2 separate regions of the Homo sapiens genome follow, and region 2 is linked to region 1. Evidence: chromatin contacts called from ENCODE Hi-C or POLR2A ChIA-PET data. All regions are on one chromosome and are shown on one strand. The core of a region is the stretch at or near the end of the contact, and the rest is flanking DNA. Distances in the headings are between cores, read along the strand shown. Region 1 has its middle 71 kb from the start of MYL10. Region 2 overlaps CUX1 (cut like homeobox 1).

Region 1 (6,320 bases), core at 3,073-5,572:
CCCATCCCAAAAAAAATTTTTTTTAAAGAGGGTGGGTGCATGGCCGGGAGTGGTGGCTCATGCCTATAATCCCTTTGGGAGGCCAAGGCGGGTCGATCACCTAAGGTTAGGAGTTCGAGAACAGCCTGGCTAACATGGTGAAACCCCATCTCTACTAAAAATATGTAAATTAGCCAGGCGTGGTGGCACACATCTGTAATCCCCGCTGCTCGGGAGGCTGAGGCAGAATTGCTTGAGGTAGAGGTTGCAGTGAGCCGAGATCGCACCACTGCACTGCTGCACTGCAGCCTGGGCAACAGAACAAGACTCCATCTCCAAAAAAAAAAAAAAAGAGGGCTGGGTGCGGTGGCTCACACCTGTAATCCTAGCACTTTGGGAGGCTGAGGTGGGCAGATTGCCTGAGCTCAGGAGTTCAAGGCCAGCCTAGAAAACATGATGAAGCCCTGTCTCTACTAAAATACAAAAAATTAGCCAGATGTGGTGGTGGGCGCCTGTAGTCCCATCTACTAGGGAGGCTGAGGCAGGAGAATCGCTTGAACCCAGGAGGTGGAAGTTGCAATGAGCAAAGATCGTGCCACTACACTCCAGCCTGGGTGACAGAGCAAGACTCTGTCTCAAAAAAAAAAAAAAGGGTGCAGGTGAAATGGGGTTCCAGCAGAGGAAATGGCACATGCCAAGGCTCAGGGTGTTGCAGGAGTGTGGGAGCTGGAGTTTGGTGTGGCTTGGAGAGAGAGGTCAAGGTGAAGGTCCGGAATGAGGAAGGCTAGTGAGGGACAATTGGATTTCTAAGGTCCTAGTAGGCAAAGCAAAGAGGGAAACTCGATCAGTCATTACATTCATGGGTCCAAGCAGGTGCTGGGGATATGGACGTTTTTTTCCAAGGACTGAGGCCAGGGAGAGAGGCCTTCTGTGTGCTCCCATAGGTGGGTACAGGGGCAGGGGGAGGGTAGCATTTTGGACAGCACCCCCATGACAGAGGCACGTTGGTAGTCCGGGGCCGAGCAAAGGCTGGTAGAAGTCAATCTGTGAGCGTCCAACTCCCAGGGGTCCCATTCCACCATACCTCGAACTGGTAACATTTGGGATCCCGGAGCAGCAGACGGCCCACCTTGTTCATGGGCAAACAGCCCAGTCCCTATCTTCCGCTGCTTTTCCTCGTCCTTCCTCAAGGCACACCTTGTACCAATGTGGCACTGGCCTTTAGCAGGCAACCTTGCCTGAGCCCTGCAGAGGTGCATCCTTGCCTGCACTGGCTGGTTCCCAATGGAGCTGCGGCTGCCACCAACCCCCAGACCCCAGGCCTCCTGCTGGTGCTGCACAATCTCGGCTCACTGCAACTCTGCCTCCCGGGTTCAAGTGATTCTCCTGCCTCAGCCTCCTGAGTAGCTGGGATTACAGGCACGCACCACCACACCCGGCTAATTTTTGTGTTTTTAGTAGAGACGAGGTTTTGCCATGTTGGCCAGGCTGGTCTTGAACTCACCACCTCAGATGATCCACCCGCCCGGCCTCCCAAAGTGCTGGGAGTACAGGTATGAGCCACTGCGCCTGGCCTCTCCTATTGTTTAAATGCATCTCTGTATGCCTCCTGACATCCTTTTCTGAGCAAGGCAGGTGCAACTAACCAAATAAACAAATTCAAAATGACTCCCCACCCACCCACTCCTCCCAGTACTGAGCCATTGTCGAAAGGTGAGTGTCATGAGGCCAGGGTGACTTTATTCCCAGGGGGCCCCAGGCTTCTTGTGCCAATGAACCCAGGCAGACCTGCACCCACTCTGCATATGCCCTGACATCTTAGGGAGGCAAGGCCCCCTTCCCGCCCCAAGCCATCCATTCATACATTCACTCAGTCACTTGTTCAGCAGATGACGGGTCTGAGGAGGCTCTAGCTGGCTCACCCCCTGGCTGCCCTGGGCCTAGGGGACATGGACCTCAGCAGCTGACCGATGGGACCTGTGGGACAGTCTGTCCTCACCCTGGCATGAGGCTTGCTGCAGAGTCCGAAGTCACCGTGTGCCTCCGGGCCTGGCTCTGTGCTGGCAGAGACTGTTCCCTGGAGCAGATGCAGGCTCCCATCTGGGGCCTCAGAACCCCGGCCCTGCCCACTGTCTGTAGCCTCTGTCACCTTCTCCTACACAGGCATCTCCAAGGCATCCCCTGCAGACACAGCTCCAACCTCCGCAGGCATCGGGCCAGGGCTCCCTGCAGGACGGCCATCACCCCAGCGGGCACCAACCTCCTTCCTCTTCAGAGCTGCCCCAGGTCTCCAGGGACTGGATCCAAGGCTCTTGCGTCTTAGAGAGGACTGGAGACGCCCTGTCCTTCATCCCCTCCTCCTGCCTCAGCGCAGCCCTGGATCCTCAGATCCTTCCCCAGGATAAGAGATGGTGGTAGAAGTGAAAGCTCCATTTCTCCTTCATGCCAATAGGCAGACAGACAGACAGACAAAAAGGCAAGCAAATAGGCATGCAGACAGACAGGCAGATGGGTAGGCAGACAGACGGGCAGGTAGGCAGGCAGATAGATGGACAAGCGGGCAGGCAGACAGGCAGGCAGACAGACAGGCAGGCAGACTGGCAGACAGACAGGAAGATTGTCAGGGAGACACAGAGACAGGCAGATAGGCAGGTGGGCAGGGAGACAGGCAGATGGGCAGACAGGCAGACAGAAAGCAGACTGGCAGGCAGACCGGCAGACAGATGGACAGGCAGACAGACAGGCAGACTGGCAGGCAGACAGGCAGACAGACAGGCAGACAGATGGACAGGCAGACCCACAGACAGGCAGACTGGCAGGCAGACAGGCAGACAGATGGGTAGGTGGGCAGGGAGACGGGCAGATGGGCAGGCAGAAAGACAAACAGGCAGACAGACGGACAGGCAGACAGTCAGGCATGCACAAAGACAGGCAGACAGACAGGAGGCCAACAGACAGGTGGTCAGAGCTGCAAAACTCCCAGGCCAAGCAGAGACATTTTGACAGAACTGGGTGGTGGGTTTCCCAGGGCCCTCTCCACTGTGGTGACGAGCAGTGGCTCAACCCCCCACCGGAAGGTGGAGAACAAAGACCAGGCAAGGGGGCCACCTTGTCCTTACCCTGGTCACCCCAGCCATCACCCCCTTGGGGCCCCGCTGACCCATGAACTCTCCGTGGCTCCCGGAGGCGCCATCACCCTCATCTTAGGGGAGGGCGCCTCGCGGGGCCGAGAGTACGGAAAGAGTGCAGTCTTATTGTGCACTTTTTCTTAAATCTGCGATAAGCTCCTTCTATTAGACTATAGATCTCGTCACATAAAATAGATTTGTGGACTCGCAGCCAGGGAGAGCCACGTTCTGGAGCGGCGGAAACGGCTCATTTTTCCCTCTCTTCCGAGAGTAACTGATGGTCATGAATTTTTTACCCAAATGTCGCCACTAAAGATGTCACCAGCCTCCCTCCCCTGGAGATTTTACGATCTGGCTCTAATGGGGTGGGGGTGGGGGGCCTGGGGAGAAGGGACTGGTGTGACCTGGGGCTGCAAAAAGGATTCAATGTCATCCGGTGGGGCGGTGTGGAATCAAAGGGGTCAGAGGCTGGGGTGTTGATGCCGGGTGACAATAGCAGTTCTGTTTACTGAGCAGTTACTGCGTGCCAGACATGTCATCCACCCTCTCTGGCTGAAGTTCTTGATGCAAATAAGATAACATGAAGTAGCCAGGCCAAGATGTAAGCCATACACTTGCCTTCTCACCTGTAAGGAGAGAATAACTCTTCTTTATTTTTTATTTTATTTTATTTTATTTTTTGAGACGGAGTTTCGCTCTTGTTGCCCAGGCTGGAGTGGGCAATGGCGTTATCCTGGCTCACCGCAACCTTCGCCTCCCGGGTTCAAGCGATTCTCCTGCCTCAGCCTCCCAAGCAGCTGGGATTACAGGCATGCGCCACCACTCCCAGCTAATTTTGTATTTTTAGTAGAGACGAGGTTGCTCCATGTTGGTCAGGCTGGTCTAGAACTCCTGACCTCAAGTGATCTGCCCACCTTGGCCTTCCAAAGTGCTGGGATTACAGGCAAGAGCCACCGTGCCTAGCCTGTTTTTTTTTTTTTTTTTTTTTAAAGAGAGAGAGGGTCTCGCACTGTCACCCAGGCTGGAGTGCAGTGATGTAATCATAGCTCACTGTAGCCTCAAACTCCTGGGCTCAAGTGATCCTCCCACCTCCGCCTCCCGAGTAGCTGGGACCACAGGTGCAAGCCACCACACCTGGCTAATTATTTAATTATTTGTAGGAAGGACAAGGGCTTGCTATGTTGCCCAGGCTGGCATTAAACTCCTGGACTCAAGCGATTCTCTCTCCTCGGCCTCCCAGAGTGCTGGGATTATGGACACAAGCCACCACACCTGGCTGGGAATAACTCTTTTACAAGAATCTGTGTCAAAGTCCTTCAGCAAGGCTACACTCTAGGAAAATGGGATGCTGGCTTTGGCAAGGCGTGTTTTCTGTTTGGGTCACTCATTAGGGAAATACCTACAGCCATTGTGGGAGAGGGGATGAAATTAGGACTGGAAATAGCCACTGTCTCCCTGCTCATGGAATCCCAGCCAGCCTCCCCAATCAGGAAGGGTGAAGTCCATGCCGGGAGGGCCTGACCAACACCTGAAGTACCAGGAGAGCTGGAGCCATAGACTCGTCACCCTCTGCGGAAGGACGGGGAGCCGGATTGAATGAGAGGGTCCTGGGAAACAAACAGAAAGAGGAGATCCAGGTGTAGGAAGAATGTTTTTGAGGGACGTTACCCCCAAACATCCAGGCTGTCAGGGCCTGCTCCCCTCGGACGGTGCAGAGCAAGGAGAAGGTCAGACAATGGCCCCGTCATCCTCCCACACCCTGAGCTATACAGTTAAATAACAGCGGCACCTCCATCACAGCCCAGGGTCTATTTGGTTTGCAGGGACTGGCACCAAGCAACAGACACTTGAGGAAGGGGTGCTACTTCCTGATCAGCAGAGAAGGGACTAAAGAAATGCTCCTGGCCGGGCACCGTGGCTCACGCCTGTAATCCCAGAACTTTGGGAGGCCGAGGTGGGTGGATCATCTGAGGTCAGGAGTTGAGCAACATGGCAAAATCCCATCTCTACTATACAAAAATCAGCCAGGCATGGTGGTGTATGCTTGTAATCCCAGCTACTTCGGAGGATAGGCAGGAGAATCGCTTGAACCCGGGAGGCGGAGGTTGCAGGAAGCTGAGATCGCGCCGTTGCATTTCAGCCTGGGCGACAGAGCAAGACTCTGTCTCAAAAAAATAAAAATAAAAATAAAAATAAATAAAAAAACAAAGTCCTCTTTCCCAGGGTGAGGAGGCACAGCCTGGGGGAGAGGGAGGGAGTTAGCATGGAGCCCATGGGAGGGGGCAGCAAGACTGAGGGATGGGGGGCAACGGAGGAGAGACATCTAGCGCCAAGTCCCAAGAGGGGACTCGGGAAATGTCCAGGGATTGATTGACACTTTACAAGACTCAAACACGTTGCACGTGGCACTCCCCAGATTATTGCCCTATAAATGAGTATGCAGCACGTTGACTGCTTCATGACCGGGAGGAATCCAGCCCGACACAAGTAAACAGACGACTGCAGTACCGCCCAATAACGCTAATAGGTGCTTTGAGAGAAGTGAGTTCAGGGTTCGCTTTCCAAGCTCAGGGTTAGTGACTGGCTTGCTGGGCAAATTACTCACTCTGCCTGGGGGCAAGGAGATGTCCAGGAAGGCTTCCTGGAGGAGGGGACAACTCAGCTAATAACCTTTAAGAGCACCAGGAGTGCAATTCTCTTGTTGGCAAGAGAGTGATTAATACCGGAGGTGGGTCCACTGTGTGGAGGAGAGAGTGGAGGGACAGTGAGAGAGGAGAAAAAGTTAGGGACAAGCTCAGAATCTCTTGGAGCTAGAGCGTTTTTTCTTTTCTTTTCTTTTTTCTTTTTTTTTTTTTTTTGCCCGACCGCGGCTCACTGCAATCTCCGCCTCCCAGGTTCAAGCAATTCTCCGGCTTTAGCCTCCTGAGTAGCTGGGATTACAGACCCATGCCACCATGCCGGGCTAATTTTTGTATTTTTAGTAGAGATGGGGTTTCACCATGTTGGCCAGGCTGGTCTCCAACTCCTGACCTCGTGATCCGCCCCCCTCGGCCTCCCAAAGTGCTGGGATTACAGGCGTAAACCACCATGCCCAGCTGGGAGCAAGAGTTTTATCTTGAAAAATACATGCAACTTTCCCATCCTGCTCCGTAATACAGTGTTGGTTTTTGTTTTGGGTTTTTTTTTTTTTTTTGAGAAAGGGTCTCCCTCTGT
Region 2 (7,236 bases), core at 4,663-7,162, 160 kb after region 1:
TAAATACATTTTTAAAAGCATAGTCATACTTCTCTTTTTGGCTCAATCAATTTTCAAATATACAGTGTTTCCATAGCTATGACTTTGTAAATATTAGTATTCTTTGTACACTACTTAATGTATGCCTAAACTCTCCTCCAGCAACATAGATCTCTTAAAATATGGAAGGCCATCAGTGAGGTAGGGTTTCATCTTTCTTGGTGACAGCCCTTCTTGGCCCCCCTATTCTGCCCAGCTGGGTCTCCCATTCCTCATCATCTCGGGGGCTTCCTCCCATCTCTCTCCAGCTTTGGATCTCCTGACTCGTGTACGCCATGGCTTTGTTCTTCCTGGTTAACCTCTCATTTGCTGCGGGGATGTTCTCCGATTGCTTCCTGATAGATGGTGACCATATCTGCGATCCGACAAGATCTTCTTTATTCTGTCCTCAAATCCCAGGTTGGAAAACACTTCCTGCAGAATGGGAAAGATTTGGCTCCCCGTTTTCTAGCATCCGTCAAGGGCGTTCTGCATTTTTGTCCTTTGTTCTAACACCTTGTAGAGTTGTCTTTTTCTTCTTCTTCTCAGATTTCATGAACACGCACCTTGGCGTGGTTCTTATGGCCTGGTCTCTGTTTTCTGTCTTCCAGAGTTGCGTTAGTCAGATGTTGCACTTTGTGGCCTGATCTGCTAATTTTTCTTACTTTTCATTTGTCTTTCTTCTCTCTTTTTTTTTTTTCTTTTGAGACAGCGTCTCACTCTGTCACCCAGGCCAGAGTGTGGTGGCACCATCATGGCTCTCTGCAACCTCCACTGCTTGGGCTCAAGGGATCCTCCTGCCTCAGCCTCCCCAGTAGCTAGGACTACAGGTGCACACCACCACGCCTGGCTAATTTTTTAAGTATTTTATAGAGATAGGGTCTCACTATGTTGCCCGGACTGGCCTTGAACTCCTGGTCTCAAGCAGTCCTCCCACCTTGGCCTCCCAAAGTGCTGTGATTACAGGCGTGAGCCACCGCACCCAGCCTTACCTTTCACTTTCATGCCTCTGTCTTTTTTGATGTGTTTTCTGCAGGAATTTCTCAACCTTCCAGTCTTTCTAAACTTTTATGCATCTTATTTTAGATTTCCAAGTTTTCTTATTCTTTGAACATTTTTATGGTCTGTTCTTTCATGGAAGCATCATCTTTTATATTCCTGGCTACATTCATCACAGTTTTTTAAAAAGTTTTTGGCCAGGCAAGGTGGCTCATGCCTGTAATCCCAGCACTTTGGGAGGCCAAGGTGGGCTGATTGCTTGAGCCCAGGAGTTTGAGACCAACCTGGGCAACATGGCAAAACCCTGTCTCTACTAAAAAGACAACAATTAGCTGGGCATCGTGGCACACACCTGTAGTCCCAGCTACTTGGGTAGCCGAGGTGGGAGGATGGCTTGAACACTGAAGGTGGAGGTTGCAGTGAGCCGAGATCACACCACTGTACTCCAGCCTGGGCGACAGAGCAAGAACCTGTTGCAACAAATAAAAAAATTTTAAAAAAGTTTTCTTCTGTTCTCTGCGTTGGAATTTTTTTTTTTTTTTTTTTTTTTTTTGAGATGAGGTTTCACTCTTGTTGCCCATGCTGGAGTGCAATGGAGTGATCTTGGTTCACTGCAACCTCCACCTCCTGGGTTCAAGCATTTCTCCTGTCTCTGCCTCCCAAGTAGCTGGGATTATAGGCACATGCCACCATGCCTGGCTAGTTTTTTGTATTTTTAGTAGGGACAGGGTTTCATCATGTTGCCCAGGCTGGTCTTGAACTCCTGACCTCAGGTGATCCACCTGCCTCGTCCTCCCAAAGTGCTGGGATTACAGGCATGAGCCACTGTGCTTGGCCTCTGCATTGAATTCTTACTGTCTTTACTTTGTAAAATGTTTTTTAAAAATATATAAACAGTTGCATACCATGCATTTTGGTTGCAAAATATAATACAGTGAACACCCAGGAACCCTCCACCCAACCCTAAGAATCAGAGCTTTGCCAGTCAATTGCATCCACCTGTATATTCCTCCCACCTCCTATTCCCTGCCCCCTCTCTGGGACAGGTGACCCATCCTAAGTAGTGTATTTATTATGCTCTTGCCTAAAATAATGTATTTTCTGCACCCATGAATAGATGCTTAAGTAGTATATGATTACTCTTCCCTGAGTTTGAGCTCTATAAAAATGGTATTATTCTGCAATAGACTTGCAGGATTTGCCTTTTGAACTTGAGTTACTGCAACATTATCTGTGAGGTTGTCTGTTATAACTGTGGTCCATTTATTTTCTCTGATGCTTAAACCCAGTTGTGCGGCTAGACCCAAATTTCTTTAGCCTTTGTCCTGTCGCTTTGTCTGTTTTCCTCGTTTCCCTCTTTGTTTTGGTCCCAGTTAGAGGTTTCCTCAAATGCCTAGTGACGTGTTGTTGTTTGTTCATATATCAGAGCATGGCAATAGAAAGGGTGTGTGTGTGTGTGTGTGTGTGTGTGTGTGTGTGTGTCGGGGTAAAGAGCAGTTTTGGTGGCCCCCACCGTAAGTAATTAACCCAGGTGTCTAGTTGCGGGGAGCCCCCAGGCATGGGTATCAGTGGCTCATTCTCTTGGACTGGTCAGTTTCTCTAGCAAGGAGCCCTCAGTGTTCCTGCTGGGTGGTGCAGTTGGGAACTGTTAGTCTGACCACCTGTCTTCTAGGCACCAGGCTGGGGCATGTGCTGGGATATTCACTCAGCCCCCTGCCCATGGTCATGAGAAACCCCAGTCTTCTGCCCACAGTGCAGGAGGGACCTGACCGCAGTGGCATTTTGCACACCTGCCCGGCCTCCAAGTCCTGCAGCTCGAATGAGCTTGCTTGCTGCAGGCGGCCTGCTCCATCTTGAGGCTTGTCTGGAAAGGCGGCTTCGGCTTTCCAGTGCTTTCCAGCGCTTTCCAGCTTCTGAGATTTTGGGGGCTTTTCATTTGTTCTTGCTTTCCTGTCCTCTTTGTCAGGTGAGTTTATACCTTTCTGTTCCAAAGCAAACAGGATCGTCTGCCATGTTGAACTGGATGTCGGACAATTCTGAAATGTGTGCATGGGGCAAGGCTGTGTGTGATGATACCAGTTTCATAGGAAACACTTCGGTTTTGGTTTTGTCTTTCAAAGTCATCTTTTGTGAGCGCCTTCTAGCCGGGCTGCCAGCGGGTAACATATGATTAACACAAGTTTGGAGTCTGTCTGCAGAGCAACTTTATGAAATGCTCAGAAAGCCAGTCTCCTAAGCATAGGAGCCTGTTTGGTGGTGATGGGATGAGGAAGCAGTGGGGGCTTTGGCACCAGAGGCCTGGGCTCAAATCCTGCCTCCATCATTTAGGGGTTGGGCATCTCCATTCCCTTATCTCTGGGTGGCGAGAACTTCCTAAGTTCTTAGTGTTTGGAAGGGACCCCCTCCATAAAGTGAGGTGCCTCTTGGCCACTGCTCAGCCAGTGGGGGCTGTTCCTAACAGTTGCCTCCTCCGATTGCTGGAGTAAGAAATGACACCCTGTCTCCCATTTCTGTGGCACCCCATTCTCAACAGTGATGGTTCTGCCTGTTTTTAGTCACACACACCTGCACACTTCAAAGGACTAAAAATGGACTCAGTTTTCTTTCTTTTTTTTTCTTTTTGAGATGAAGTCTCACTCTATCACCCAGGCTGGAGTGCAGTGGCATCATCTTGGCTCACTGCAACCTCCGCCTCCTGGGTTCAAGCGATTCTTGTGCCTCAGCCTCCCAAGTAGCTGGGACTACAGGCATGTGCCACCACACCCAGCTAATTTTGTATTTTTAGTAGAGGTGGGGTTTCACCAGGCTGGTCTCAAACTCCTGACCTCAAGTGATCCTCCCACCTCAGCCTCCCGAAGTGCTGGGATGACAGGTGTGAGCCACCTCGCCCGGCCTGGACTCAATTTGGATTGCAATGCCCCACAATGGTGACCTCCCTCTTCTCTGTTAATGCATCCTCTTCCCTCTTGCTTAAAAATTTCCCCAGTGCCGTGGCATCTTACCTCCTGCTGAAGTGTGTGCTGATGCTTTGCTGGGGGCTGGACCCCGTCCCTTGGAGCCTGGCCCAGGCCCTGCCTCCCAGTGAAACCCTGGCCGCCTTTCCAACCTCAGAGGCTCTATCTCCTCCCAAACCCTGTAGCCCTTCCAGTTGCTGGTCACTGACTTCCATTAATTGGCCCGGTGGCCTTGCCTGCCAGGGGGACCATGAGGTGAGGGGCCGTGTCCTCCGAGTGGTCTCTTTCTCCAGGGTGCTGGGGACCCAAGAAATGCCTGGTCGTTTCTCATAGGTTGATAAGGAAAATGAGGCCTAGGTAGGGACAGGCAGGATTTCACCTGAATTTACAAGATGATGCAATGGAAGAGTCTTCAGTATATTTTCACGTATTTTAGAATTGAGTTACAACATTCATTTTGGTACTTTCTCTGTGTTCTCCCCATGTGTTAAAAAGCAGCTTAAGGCCGGGCGCGGTGGCTCATGCCTGTAATCCCAGCACTTTGGGAGGTCAAGGCGGGTGGATCACGAGGTCAGGAATTCCAGACCAGCCTGGCCAACATGGTGAAACCCCGTCTCTACTAAAAATACAAAAATTAGCTGGGCGCAGTGGCAGACGCCTGTAATCCCAGCTACTCGGGAGGCTGAGGCAGGGGAATCGCTTGAACCCGAGAGGCGGAGGTTGCAGTGAGCCAAGATTGTGCCATTGCACTCCAGCCTGGGCGGTAGAAGGAGTTTCCAGCTCAAAAAAAAAAAAAAAAATGCAGCTTAAGTGCTGGTTTAGCGCCTGTAATCCCAGCACGTTGGGAGGCTGAGGCGGGAGGATCACTTGAGCCCAGGAGTTTGTGACTAGCCTGGGCAACATAGCAAGAACCCGTCTGTACAAAAAATAAGAAAAATTGGCCAGGTGTGGTGGCGTGCATCTGTAGTCTCAGCTCCTTGGGGGCTGAGGCTGAAGGATCGCTTGAGTCCAGCAGGAGGTCAAGGCTGCAGTGAGCTATGATCAAGCCATTGCACTCCAGTCTGGGTGACAGAGTGAGACCCTGTCTCAAAAAAAAAAAAAAAAAAAAAAAAGGAAACAAGAAAGAAAAAAGCAGCTAAATTCTGCTGGAAGTGTGCAGTAAAGCACAAGTTTTCAGCCATCAACGCAGGGAGCCGTTAATCACGACCCATAATAACCAGAATGTTATTCCACGGTTGCGGTTTGTTTATTTCATCAGAGTTGCGTCTTCACCTATTTCCCTCCCTACTCTTAATTGTTTATCCAAGTTAGTGTTTTCCATTCTTTCACTGAAGGCTCTAAAAATGGTCCCATCAAGAAGTCTGGTAGATAATGGAAGACGAAGTGGACTTTACAGAAAGATGAATTTTCTTCCCTAGAGCTGGAAAACCCTTCAGCGTGTCATGCGTTCCCCAGCCAGGACAGACAAAGCCACGCAATCTGTTTCCTGCAGGCCCAGAGGGGAAGGCTTCCTCCTTGTGGTTAGTGACTTCAAAAGCTGTCCTCACTAGAGCAAGTCCAACTCTTCCTCTAGTTCTGATGACTTCACGGCAGCCAACTGAGCTGCTGAACGCTGTTTTTTTCTACGCAGAAACCCTCCCGACTTTCACGAGGAGTTGACAGGTTTTCCTCTTCACTCGGGCTCCCTTGTCATCGTTAAACTGAAACTGCTTTCTTGTAGCCAAATTCTGTGGTCCCTTTTCGGCCTCGGCCTCCTTGACCTCTCTGTGTCCCCACCTTGGCTCTCCCACGCCTGCCAGCCGTACCACAGGCCCCGGGTGTGAACCCTCCCTCCGCGGTCATGCAGCCACGCCTCTGCTCAAGCTGTGCCTCCTCCTGGGCGCACCCTCCCTCTCCCATCCTTCAGCCTCTGAAGTCCTGCCCAGCTCCGGTTCCTGTTTCTGTTAGGACGAGGCCCTTCAGATCCTCTCCAGCAGGTGGACTCTGTCCTGCCCCGTACCACCCGCCGCGGGCCACTTTTGGGCCTGCGCCATGTTCCTGCCCTTACCCCGCCCGGTGTTAGCGTCACGTGGGTCCTGATGTCCTCCCTCTCCCAGGCCTCTGCTTATCTGATTGGGGGCTGTGCTTGACTCTGAAACCCGGGCACCTCCTACAGGGCATTTTGCCTGTCACAGGCCTAGCATTCAATACCTATCATATTTTTGAAATATCTGCAGAAATAAAAAGAAATAACTATTTTCTTCTTCAGGAGTTAAGATGCGTGGCCACCAAGTACTTTTCAATACATAAAATATGTTTTCAGCACAGAAAGGCCTTTCACCGCTCTTACTTACATAGTCTGCTTTTGGTATGATGGGGACGGATGAAAAATGAGGACTGTAGGCCTCCGAAGTCAGCTGTTTTGAATTAAAGCAGCGCACGCTTTGAGTCAGGTGAAGCGAGGATGGGGTTTCACCCGTTGAGGATGAATTTGCTGGGTTACTTTAAACTGGAACTGTTCTTTTCAGAAATGAGTGAAGCAGGAAGGGAAAGACGGAGCTTGTCTGGCTGGGTCGGATGACCCCCTTTGCCAGGCCGTCACCCCTCTAGGTTGAGTTAGCTCAGAATAACTTAGCTGTGCTATAGCTTTGCATAATTGCAAGGAGCTTTGTTTCGTTTTATTTTGCAGGGAATTTTTTTCCCCCCTTAGCTCTTCCTCCTGGTGTATTTGTAGAAATCAGCTTCATCATGGTCATTTAACAGTAAGGGCTGGGGGTGGTGGCTCACGCCTGTAATCCCAGCACTTTGGGAGGCCGAAGTGGGAGGATCACTTGAGGTCAGGAGTTCAAGACCAGCCTGGCCAACATGGTGAAACCCCGTCTCTACTAAAAATACAAAAATTAGCCGAATGTGGTGGCACGCACCTGTACTCCCAGCTCCTCGGGAGGCTGAGGCAGGAGAATCACTTGAACCCAGGAGGCGGAGGTTACAGTGAGCCAAGATGGTGCCACTGCACTCCAACCTGGGCAACAGAGCGAGACTCTGTCTCAAAAAAAGAGAAAACAGAACATACTATTTTTGTTGTTTCTGAGGAGTAGGGTTTCTTACCAGGGAACCTGCTTTAAAAAAATGCAGTATGTAGATTCCTTAAGAATAAAGTTAAGCAGCAGCTAACCAAGCACATGGCTAAAAACCCGGCCAAGAGCATTGTAGTATCTGGTTTTGGGGTTGGTGGTGGGGATCCCATTTTAGAGGCCGACTTTGGTTTGTGATGGTTAGGTTTTAC

What was found. Hi-C counts contacts between places; a loop is a spot of excess contacts on that map. ChIA-PET counts read pairs that join two places held with the same protein, here RNA polymerase II (POLR2A). Pooled maps may share reads with other maps.
Region 2: POLR2A ChIA-PET joins it to region 1 with 17 read pairs in OCI-LY7. The contact joins two enhancer-like sites. A Hi-C loop is called at or near these places in 4 of 37 single-sample maps with no recorded cell type and 5 of 50 pooled maps. POLR2A ChIA-PET finds 5 or more read pairs at or near these places in 4 of 52 experiments (BJ, Caco-2, OCI-LY7 and 1 more).

What each region holds. Positions count from the first base shown.
Region 1 is chr7:101,696,974-101,703,293 of GRCh38, forward strand. No RefSeq gene overlaps it. Among named protein-coding and RNA genes, the nearest start is that of MYL10, 71 kb to the left of the region's middle. RefSeq lists an enhancer at 2,044-2,691. Within about 2 kb of position 4,323, at least 2 of the 41 ENCODE cell types and tissues checked have a DNase peak (open chromatin) inside an H3K27ac peak, as active enhancers do.
Region 2 is chr7:101,851,124-101,858,359 of GRCh38, forward strand. The region is part of intron 1 of CUX1 (cut like homeobox 1); the gene reads left to right. Among named protein-coding and RNA genes, the nearest start is that of CUX1, 37 kb to the left of the region's middle. RefSeq lists an enhancer at 5,799-5,928. Within about 2 kb of position 5,913, at least 40 of the 41 ENCODE cell types and tissues checked have a DNase peak (open chromatin) inside an H3K27ac peak, as active enhancers do.